Linked DNA regions of Homo sapiens: region 1 is linked to region 2. A link is an interaction called in ENCODE POLR2A ChIA-PET data of the cell type or tissue named here. Cell type or tissue: IMR-90. All regions are shown on one strand. Links, peaks and the distances in the headings refer to the core of each region. The heading gives the core; the rest is flanking DNA. Region 1 overlaps NSMCE1 (NSE1 component of SMC5/6 complex). Region 2 overlaps KATNIP (katanin interacting protein).

Evidence for each region. ChIA-PET counts read pairs that join two places held together with the same protein. Peaks named below come from ENCODE experiments on the same cell type or tissue, not always from the same donor. Only the 100,000 strongest peaks of a DNase experiment are listed, where the experiment ranks them.
Region 1: POLR2A ChIA-PET joins it to region 2 with 8 read pairs; 2 of 35 experiments call an interaction of 5 or more read pairs at or near these places.

The regions. Positions count from the first base shown.
Region 1 is chr16:27,247,686-27,253,068 of GRCh38, forward strand. All of the region lies in intron 2 of NSMCE1 (NSE1 component of SMC5/6 complex), which reads right to left. Among named protein-coding and RNA genes, the nearest start is that of NSMCE1-DT, 18 kb to the right of the region's middle. In IMR-90, for the core only: no CTCF peak of the experiment used is centred there; no DNase peak of the experiment used is centred there; H3K27ac peaks cover 551 bases.
Region 2 is chr16:27,576,836-27,582,218 of GRCh38, forward strand. The region is part of intron 2 of KATNIP (katanin interacting protein); the gene reads left to right. Among named protein-coding and RNA genes, the nearest start is that of KATNIP, 29 kb to the left of the region's middle. In IMR-90, for the core only: no CTCF peak of the experiment used is centred there; a DNase peak (open chromatin) is centred at 2,016; H3K27ac peaks cover 885 bases.

The DNA of each region.
Region 1 (5,383 bases), core at 292-5,291, 330 kb before region 2:
GGAGGCCGAGGTGGGCAGATCACGAGGTGAGGGGATCAATATCATCCTGGCTAACACAGTGAAACCCCATCTCTACCAGAAATACAAAAAAATTAGCCGGGCGTGGTGGCACACACCTGTAGTCCCAGCTACTCAGGAGGCTGAGGGAGGAGAATCGCTTGAACCTGGGAGGTGGAGGTTGCAGTGAGCGGAGATTGCGCCATTGCAATCCAGCCTGGGCGACAGAGCAAGACTCTGTCTCAAAAAAAAAAAAACAAAAAACAAAACAAAACAAAATTGCTTTATACTCTTTCACCTCACTTCTTCCACTCAGCAAAATCATTCTGATTCATTCATATTCTAGCATGTAGGAAGAGCTCACTTACTTTTATTGCTAAGTAGTATGGATTTATCACAGTCTGTTCATCTGTTCAACTGCAAATGGACAACTAGGTGTTCACATTTGGGGCCATTACAAATAAAGATACTCTATCTCTGCACAAGCCTTTGTGCGGGCATATAGCTTCATATCTCTTGAATAAATGCCTAAGAGAGGAATGGCTGAATCATAGGAAATTGCCACACTGTTTTCCTAAATGGCTGTCCCATTTTACATTCCCAACAGTAGTATATTAGAGTTCCAGTTCCTCCATGTTCTCACCAATACTTGCCTTGCAGAGTCTTCTTCATTTTAGCCATTTTAATACACATGCAGTGGTAGCTCACTGCGGTTTTAGTTTGCTTTTTTTTTTTTTTTTTTTTTTTGAGACAGAGTGTTGCTCTCTCCCCAGGCTGGAGTGCAGTGGCGTGATCTCAGCTCACTGCAACCTCCGCCTCCCGGGTTCAAGCAATTCTCCTGCCTCAGCCTCCCAAGTAGCTGGGACTACAGGCACCCGCCACCAAGCCTGGCTAATTTTTGTATTTTTAGTAGACACAGGGTTTCACCCTGTTGGTCAGGATGATCTCAATCTCCTGACCTCGTGATCCACCCACCTCGGCCTCCCAAACTGCTGGGATTACAGGTGTGAGCCACCATGCCTGGCCTGCATTTTTTAAATGTCTAATGATGTTGAGCATCTTTTCATGTGCTCATCTGCCATCTGTACAACCGATTTGCAGTGTTCAAATATTTTGCACACTTCTTACTGGGTTGTATGTTTTTCCTTTTCCTTTTCTTTTTTTGAGACAGGATCTCCCTCTGTCACCCAAGCTGAAGTGCAGTGGCACAATCTCAGCTCACTCCAACCTCTGCCTCCCAGGCTCAAGCAACCCTCCCACATCAGCCTCCCAAGTAGCTGAAACTACAGGTGCATGCCACCATGCCTGACTAATTTTTGTATTTTTTTGTAGAGACGGAGTTTTGTCATGTTGCCCAGGCTGGCCTCAAACTCCTGAGCTCAAGCAATCCACCGGCTTCAGCCTCCCAGAGTGCTGGGATTACAGGTGTGAGCCACCACGCCCAGCCGGGTTGAATGTTTTCTTATTTTTGAGCTTTGAGAATTCTCTATATATTCTGAATACAAGTCATTCATTAAATACATTATTTGCAAATATTTTCTCTTAGTATTTTGCTTGTCTTTTCAGTCTCTAAAGAGTATTTTTTAATGTAAATTTTTAATTGTGAAGTTCAATTTATCGATTCATTCTCTTATGGAGCATGCTTTTGGAGCCAAGAAATCTTGGACTAATCATAGGTCACAGAGGTTTTCTCCTATGTTTTCTTCTGGAAGTTTTATAGTTTCAGGTTTTACATTTAGGTCTATGACTCATTTTGAGATAATTTTTGTATTTGGTGCAAAGTATGGCTTGCAGTTCATTTTTTGATTATGGATATCCAATTATTCCAGCACTCATTTTGGAAAAGACTATTTCCACTAAATTACCTTTGCACTTCTGTCAAAAATCAGCTGTCCACCTATGTGTGGGTCTGTTATCTAGCTCTCTTATTTTTTTCCCTTCATCTGTTTGTCCATCATGACATGACTACCACACTGTCTTGATAGGACAGCCATACAGTAAGTCTTGAAATCAGGCAGGGTTCCTCAAGTTTGTCTTTTTCAAAATAGTTTTGGCTCTTCTAGGTCCTTTACATTTCCATGTGAATTTCAGAATCAGCTTGTTAATTTTTATAAAAAGCCTTGCTGGGATCTAACTGGGATTTCTTTGAATCTATAGATCAATTTGGGGAGAATTGATACCTTAACAATACTGAATTTCCCAGCCCATGAACATGCTATGTCTTTCCACTTATTTAAATCTCCTTTGACTTCTCTCAACAATGTTTTGTAGTTTTCAGTGTACGGGTCTAACACATTTTTGCCAGATCTATTCCTAAGCATTTCTTATTTTTAATGTTATTATAAATGGTGCTATTTTTACATTACCATTTCTGATTATCCATTGCCAGCATATAGAGAAACAATTGGTATTTGGATATTGATTTTGTATCCTACAACTTTACTAAACTCACTTATTAGTTCCAGAAGATTTTTTGTAGATTCCATCAGATTTTCTACACAGATGATCATGTTGTCTGTGAACTGACAGTTTTACTGTGTCGTCCTTTCTAATCCAGCTACCTTTTGTTTCTTTTTCTCGCCTCAGTACACTAGCTAGAACAAAAGTGGTGAGAACAGACATTCTTGTCTTTCTCCTGAGATTAGGGAAAAGTATTCAGTCTTTCACCATTAAGAGTGATGTTAGCTGTAGGTTTTACAGAGATCCCCTTTATCAGGTTAAGGAAGTTCCCTTCTTTTCTCACTTTGCTGAGGGTATTGTTTTTGTTTTTGTTTTTTAATCAGGAATAGCTGTTGGATTTTTTTTTTTTTTTAAACTCTGTGTAGAGGGCCAGGCGCGGTGGCTCATGCCTGTAATCCCAGCACTTTGGGAAGCCAAGCCAGGGAGATCACTTGAGGCCAGGAGTTCAAGACCAGCCTGGCCAACACGGTGAAACCCCACCTCTACTAAAAATAACAAAAATTCGTCGGGCGTGGTGGCACGTGCCTGTAATCCCAGCTACTCGGGAGGCGGAGGCAGGAGAACTGCTTAAACCCAGGAGGCGGAGGTTGTAGCGAGCTGAGATGGCACCACTGCACTCCAGCCTGGGAGGCTTTTTTGAGACTCTCTCTCAAAAATAAAATAAAATAATAAAATAAATGAAATTTATTTAATTTTAACTGTTTTTTTTTTTTTTTTGAGATGGAGTTTTGCTCTTGTTGCCCAGGCTGGGGTGCAATGCACGATACCAGCTCACTGCAACCTCTGCCTCCCGGATTCAAGCAATTCTCCTGCCTCGGCCTCCCGAGCAGCTGGGATTACAGGCATGCACCACCGTGCCCAGCTAATTTTGTATTTTTAGTAGAGACGGGGTTTCTCCATGTTGGTCAGGCTAGTCTCGAACTCCCGACCTCAGGTGATCTGCCCACCTCAGCCTCCCAAAGTGCTGGGATTACAGGCGTGAGCTACCGCGCCCAGCCTTAATTTTAATTATTTAAAATATATATATATATATATATATATATATATAAATATATATATATATATAAAACTCTGTAGAGTTCAGACTCCTCACTTGTGTTCTAAGTCTATTTATCCTATTTATCCCCTGCTACTTAGGATCCCTTAGCTTCCTATAAAAAACTTTCTGCTACATCACACCAGGGCAAACATGAGATTTTGTCAAATACTTTTTCTGTACCTATTGAGATAAACACAAGATTTTTCTTTTTTAGCTTAATATGGTGAATTACACTGATTTTCAAATATTAATACTAAATCAACCCTGCAAAATCAGGATAAACCCTACTTGGTTATGTCGTACCATCCTTTGTAAACACTGTTAGATTAGATTTGCCACAGTTGGGTTTAGCACGTTAACGTCTACGCTCATGAGGAGTCTTGTTTGGGGTTTTCTTTCCTCGCAATGTCTTTGTCTGGTTATGGTATCAGAATCATGCAGGTCTCATAGAATTAGTTGTAACATATTCTCTTCAATTTTACAGAAGAGTTTGGGTAGAAATGGTGTGAGTTCTTCCTCAAATGTTTGGGCCGGGCACTATTCCCAGTTCTGTGAATAGCTGGCATTGTTTTCTCTAATCCTTCAACTAGTTCTCTCCCTGGCCTTAAGAAGTTTTCTTGCTCATCAGTTCTCAGCGGGATCCTTGAGTGGAGGGGCACTTTGGACATCTCAAGTTTTCTCTCTGTGCACCTCTGGTCCACCTTATACTCCATTGTAAGTACTCCGTCCTGCAACCTCTACCTGCCTTAGTCTCCCTGAACTCTCATCTCCATCTCCTCAACGCAGGGAGGCTGCCTAGCTCTGCCTGGGTTTCCCCTGTGCCATGGCCTAGAAACTTTCTAAAGGCACTGAGCTGGGGCAGCTGTACTGCTCACTCCCACTATCGCTTGTGGCAGAAGAAAGTTACTTGGTCTTTCCCCCAGGTTCCTGGTACAGAACTTCTAAAACTCTTAGAATTCCCTGAGTCATATAGGTGATAGAAGCATCTTTTGCTCTAATGAGGCAACTCTTGGCAGGCCCCTAGGATGGGGGCTGGTCACCAGAATGACCAAGCCTCAATAAAAAACATGGAACTTTCAGCCACTCCCCAATATCTGAGGAGAAGAGAGGGACTGGAGATGGAAGCACTCGTCAACGGCCAGTGACTGATCAATCATGCCTGTGTAAAGAAACCTCCATAGAAACCCAGGAATGGCCAGGCACGGTGGCTAAATAAATATTTCAAATCATTTCTAATGGTGGATTCACAATTTTGTGGGATTATTTTTCTTAGAGTGTGCCAAATTCAATAATCAACAGGCCCTATAAAACCTGAAACTGGGCTGGGTGCAGTGGCTCACGCCTGAATCCCAACATTTTGGAAGGCTGACGCAGGATGATCACTTGAGCCTAGGTGTTCGAGACCAGCCTAGGCCACAGAAGAAGACCCCCGTCTCTACAAATAATTTAAAACTTAGCCGGGCGCGGTGGCTCATGCCTGTAATCCCAGCACTTGGGGAGGCGGAGGCAGGCGGATCACCTGAGGTCAGAAGTTCGAGACCAGCCTGGCCAACATGGTGAAACCCCATCTCTACTAAAACCACAAAAATTAGCCGGGTGTGGTGGCTCACGCCTGTAGTCCCAGCTACTCAGGCGGCTGAGGCAGGAGAATCGCTTGAACCTGGGAGGCAGAGGTTGCAGTGAGCCGAGATCTTGCCATTGCACTCCAGCCTGGGCGACAAGAGCAAAACTGTCTCAAAAAAAATAAAAATAAAAATAAAAAAGAAACCCTTGAACGACAGGATTTGAAGAGCTTCGGGTTATTAAACACACAGAGGCGTTGAGACGGTGGTGCAAGTAGAGAGGGCACGGAAACTCCATGCCACCCCCACTTCCCACAGCTGGCCC
Region 2 (5,383 bases), core at 139-5,138:
GTCTCTTTCTCAGAGCTGGTTAGAACAAATGTTGTATTTCTCAAGGTGGTAAGGTGGTGTGGCCAGCGCACTCCCTGGAGGGTGAACACGTGGTGGTGAGGTGGTGTGGCCAGTGCACTCCCTGGAGAGTGAACACGTAGTTTCCAGCCTGGGTTGGGATCGGGTACTTCTTTGAGGGATCTTAAGCCACCATGACAAAGGGAGGGTGTGGCTGTTGTCAATGAACTCACCAGGCCAAATTCAGCCCAAAGATATGTTGTATCTAGCTCGTACCCTGTTATAATTTTTAAAAAGTAGGTGTCCACATTTAAAAGTTGTGGATTTTTTAAAATGTTTAAATCCACATTTAAAATGGTTAAATCCACATTTAAACATTGCCAACCACGGTACTTAGCAACATCTGGATATTTGAAAGCTCCCAGGTAGCCGAGTGTGGTGGCTCACGCCTGTTATCCCAGCACTTTGGGAGACTGAGGCGAGAAGATTGCTTGAGCCCAGGACTTCGAGACCAGCCTGGGCAACATAAGCAAGACCCTTTCTCTACAAAAAAATTAAAAAAATTAAACAGGTGTGAGGCCAGGCATGGTGGCTCATGTCTGTAATCCCAGCACTTTGGGAGGCTGTGGTGGGCAGATCACCTGAGGTCAGGAGTTTGAGACCAGCCTGGCCAACATGGTGAAACCCTATCTCTACTAAAAATACAAAAATTAGCCGGACGTGGTGGCAGGTGCCTGTAATCCCAGCTACTCGGGAGGCTGAAGCAGGAGAATCACTTGAACTCAGAAAGCGGAGGTTGCAGTGAGCCGAGATCGGGCCACTGCTCTTCAGCCTGGGTGACAGAGTGAGACTTGTCTCAAATGAAATGAAATGAAATAAAATAAAATAATGAAAATCAGGTGTGGTGTCTTGTGCCTGTGATCTCAGCTACCCTGGAGGCTGAGGCGGGAGTATCGCTTGAGCCCAGGAGTTCGAGGCTGCAATAGGCTATGATCACACCACTGCATTCCAACCTGGACAACAAAGCAAAACCCTGTCTCAAAAAAAAATTTTTTTTAATAAATAAAATAAAAGTTCCCAGGTGATTATAACGTGTAGCAGTTTGAGAACCACTGGCATAAAGCAGTCAGCACAGGGCCTGGTGCAATTCATTCATTCATACATTTATTCATTCATTCATACTTATATAACTAACCCAATGTCCAGGCCTCTTTCCAAACCAGTTAGGTCAAAATATGTGGGTGTGCAACCTGGGCATCAGAATTTTTTAATCCCCTAAGTGGTTCCAATGTGCAGCCATGCATGAGAACCAGCTCTTTCCATGGATTAAGTAGACTCTGGCATACAAAAATTAGCCAGGCGTGGTGGTACATGCCTGTAGTACCAGCAGCTCAGGAGGCCGAGGCAGGAGAATCTCTTGAACCCAGGAGGTAGAGGCTGCAGTGAGCCAAGATCACACCACTGCACCCCAACCTAGGCGACAGAGTGAGACTCTATCTCAAAAAAAGAAAACAAAATAAATAGCTCTGGCTGTCGACCCAGGTGCTTCTTTGTACCCTGTGCCTGGCCTCTCTGGCCCTAAAGGCACTTCAGTTCTCCACCGCTGCCACAGATACCAGGAGGCAAAACCAAAGAAGAGAATGATAAACATTATAGATGAGCCCCAAATAAAGCTCCAGGGAGTGCCAGAGGAGGGAAAGACTTCCTGGGAGAGGTGGCCTGAACGGAGGCATTGGAAAGGTTACGGTCATTTCTTTTTTTTTGAGACATAGTCTTACTCTGTCACCCAGGTTGGAGTGCAGTGACACAATCTCAGTTCACTGCAACCTCCACCTCCCGGGTTTAAGTGATCCTTCTGCCTCAGCTTCCCAAGTAGGTGAGATTACGGGTGTGTCCCACCATGCCTGACTAATTTTTGTATTTGTAGTAGAGATGGGGTTTCATCATGTTAGCCAGTCTGGCCTCAAACTCCTGCCCTCAAGGGATCCGCCCACCTCGGCCTTCCAAAGTGCTGGGATTACAGGCGTGAGTCACTGTGCCTGGCCAGGTTACAGTCATTTCTGAAAAATGTAGCTTTGATGGTTGGCTTGAAGTCAGTAGGTAATTTCAGTTCAGCTGGTAAAAATATTCTTAGCCTCATTTCTAACAAGTATTCATGGTTCCTGCCTGTGGAGATTATATAGTGTTTATGGCCCTTGGACATGAATTATTAATGATTTTGAAATTGTGGTCATTGTAGTTTACTCAAAAATCATTAGGAAGTAAATTTATCATGCAGTGTTGGAAAAAAGGAGATCACAGAGGAGGAAGAAATATTTATTCATCTTCCAATTCATCCCTACAGCATCCACACTGGTGCCCAGGGCACTGTGGGGCTCATGAGCATGGCGCTGGGGACATGTCCCCTTACTGCTCAGAGCCACTGTGAGGCCACTGTTGACTCTGTGAATTAATACCTCCAGTTTGCTGTGAGGGCTGCAGTTCAGGTCCTGAGGCCAAGCAGCTCTGCCTCAAATCCCAGCTGTGTGACCTTGGACTTGAGCCCTCTCACCTTGTTTGATAATGTCCACTTTGGAGAGGGTTAATACAGTCATGTATTAACGTACCTAGCACAGTGCTGGGCACACCATAAGTGTTCCATAGATGTTAGTTGTTATATTACTTGAAGTGTCTAGGATTTAACAGAGAGATTCACAAGGAGAAGGCAGCACAATTAATTACACTTTCACAGAAGGGGCCTCCCTCACTCCAGCCAGACTTGAGGCTGATTCCAGCCTTCCTGCTTCCTGGCTGTGTGTCCCCAGGCACCTGGGCCCCCAGGCAGGCTAGCCCCAGGGCCCTCATTCTTAACCACTCTGAGAGCCTCCCATGATAACGGAAGGCCGTTTTTGCAGTTGATTGGAGATTCCAAAAAATGCTCTTGACAGCACACTCATCTGCTGAACTGACTTTGCAAGGATTGCAAAAGTCATTGAACTCACCCAACTAGAAAATGTTAAGCCTTCCCTTTGCATGCATGCACATGCACACACATACACACACACACACCTTCCTGCTAGTAACAGAGACTTCTGGTACAAGGCTAGAGGCTTCCTTCATTTTTCCCAAGCAGAAGAGGAGACAGGTCTGAGGGGAACACAGCAATGGAGGGAGTACAGGATCCAGGGTGCCTCCAGGGACGAGGTTATCTCGACAGCCCTCTCTGTCTCTTCAGTGTGCAACCACAGACACACCTCTGCTCTCCTCTGGGTCTTCTGGGTCTCTTTATCTTGTTGCTATCTTTTTTGTTTTTTTGTTTTAGACAGGGTCTCGCTGTGTTACCCAGATTGGAGTGCAGTGGCGCTGTATCAGCTTACTGCAACCTCTGCCTCCCAAGTTCAAGTGATCCTCCCACCTCAGCCTCTTGAGTAGTGGAGACCACAGGTGTGCACCACCAGACCCAGCTAATTGTTGTATTTTTTGTAGAAACAGGGTTTTGCCGTGTTGCCCAGGTTGATCTTGAACTCCTAGGCTCAAGCAGTCCTCCCCTCTTGGCCTCCCAAAGTTCTGGGATTATAGGCGTGAGCCACCTAGCCTGGTCCTTGTTGCTGTCTTGATCCTCCTATTAGCTCTTCCTCCTCTATAAGCCCAGGCCACAGGCCAGTGAGAGAGTCTGGCCTGGCTAATCAATACTCAAGAGTATTCAGGGAATACAATATTCCTGACACCAGTCTTCATTTGCCCTCCCAGGAGGCAACGACTATAATCAATTTCTTATGTGTCCTTCTAGAAATATTCTACAGGTATGCAGCTATGCAGAACATATGCTTTGTCTCCTTTACCCACCCATCCATTCCCCTCATGCAATACACATTGTTTTCTTCTTGATTTTTTTTTTTTTTTTTTCATTTAACAACATGTCTTGGAGAGCATTCCTCAGCAGGTCATAGGGACAGACCTCTCTCTTTTCATGGCTGCCTAGTACTCCATTGTGAATTTACAGGAATGTAATTCTTTACTCGAAACATTTAAGGCCAAATATATTTCATTTTTTTATATTTAAAAAGTTATACCATCCTATAAGGACCTGGAAAAGCACTCTATAATCAAATACATTAATATATGTACAGAACTCATTGAGGTGGCTGATGCTTGTTATCCCACCAGCTACTTGGGATGCTGAGGTGGGTGGCTCACTTGACCCCAGGAGTTTGAATCCAGGTTGGGCAATATAGTGAAGCCCCATCTCTAAAACATATATATATATAATGTATGTGTACAGCAAAATATGAATATTTATACTAAGTGGGTAAATAAAGGCTATAAATTTTATGTCATTTCAGGTCAGGTTTTGGTCCTAAATAATTGCATAAATGTATTACTAATTCTTGATTAATGAATATCTAGTCATTAATAGTCTTTTGCTACTATAAGAATACTTTAAAGAATATTCTGGAGCAGACATCCCTGTGCACATAGGAATAGCCAAAGGTTAAATGCTTAAAAGTAGAACTAATGGATCAAAGGGTGTGTGTTCTATTTAAATTGATGTTTCCAATTCATCTTTTAACAGTGCATGAAAGGGATAGAGCTATTTTTTTTCCCCCAGGTTATCTTGTAGCAAGCTGACCAGATTCAAGTGTGGCTGTCCTTGACCGAGGTGCCCACAATGGACCCATTCAGTGACCACTCCTATAGTTCCCTAGTTCACTTGTCTTGTGGGGGTGAGAGGAGGGACGTTTACTTGAGAAGGACTTGGGGGTATATCTAGCACCTTGATTTCTTTTGTTTTACCATAGGTTTGGGGGGAACCGGTGGTATTTGGTAAAATGAATAAGTTGTTTAGTGGTGATGTGTGAGATATTGATGCACCCATCACCCAAGCAGTATACACTACACCTAATTTGTAGTCTTTTATCCCTCACCCCCTTCCCACCCTTTCCCCCTGAGTCCCCAAAGTCCACTGTGTCATTCTTATAGCCTTTGCATCCTCATAGCTTAGCTCCCACTTGTAAGTGAAAACACACAATGTTTGGTTTTCTATTCCTGAGTTACTTCATTTAGAATAATAGTCTCCAGTTCTATCCATGTTGCTGCGAATGCCATTAATTCATTCCTTTTTATGGCTGAGTAGTATTCCATCATATATACATACCACAGTTTCTTTACCTACTCATTGATTGGTGGGCATTTTGGTTGGTTCCACATTGCAATTGTGAATTGCAGCACCTCGATTTCTGCAAGCCATCTCTTGCAGCCCTGAGCTCGTAAGATTTGTCTTGGCTGATTACAGGCTGATTACAGAAAAGACAGGTGACTTTTCTGTGAGTTTCAGACTCCACTAGCGCGCAAACTGCAGATACTTCCTTCCCTTTTCTCCATTCAGTTCTCCGTGTTCTTGCAATTT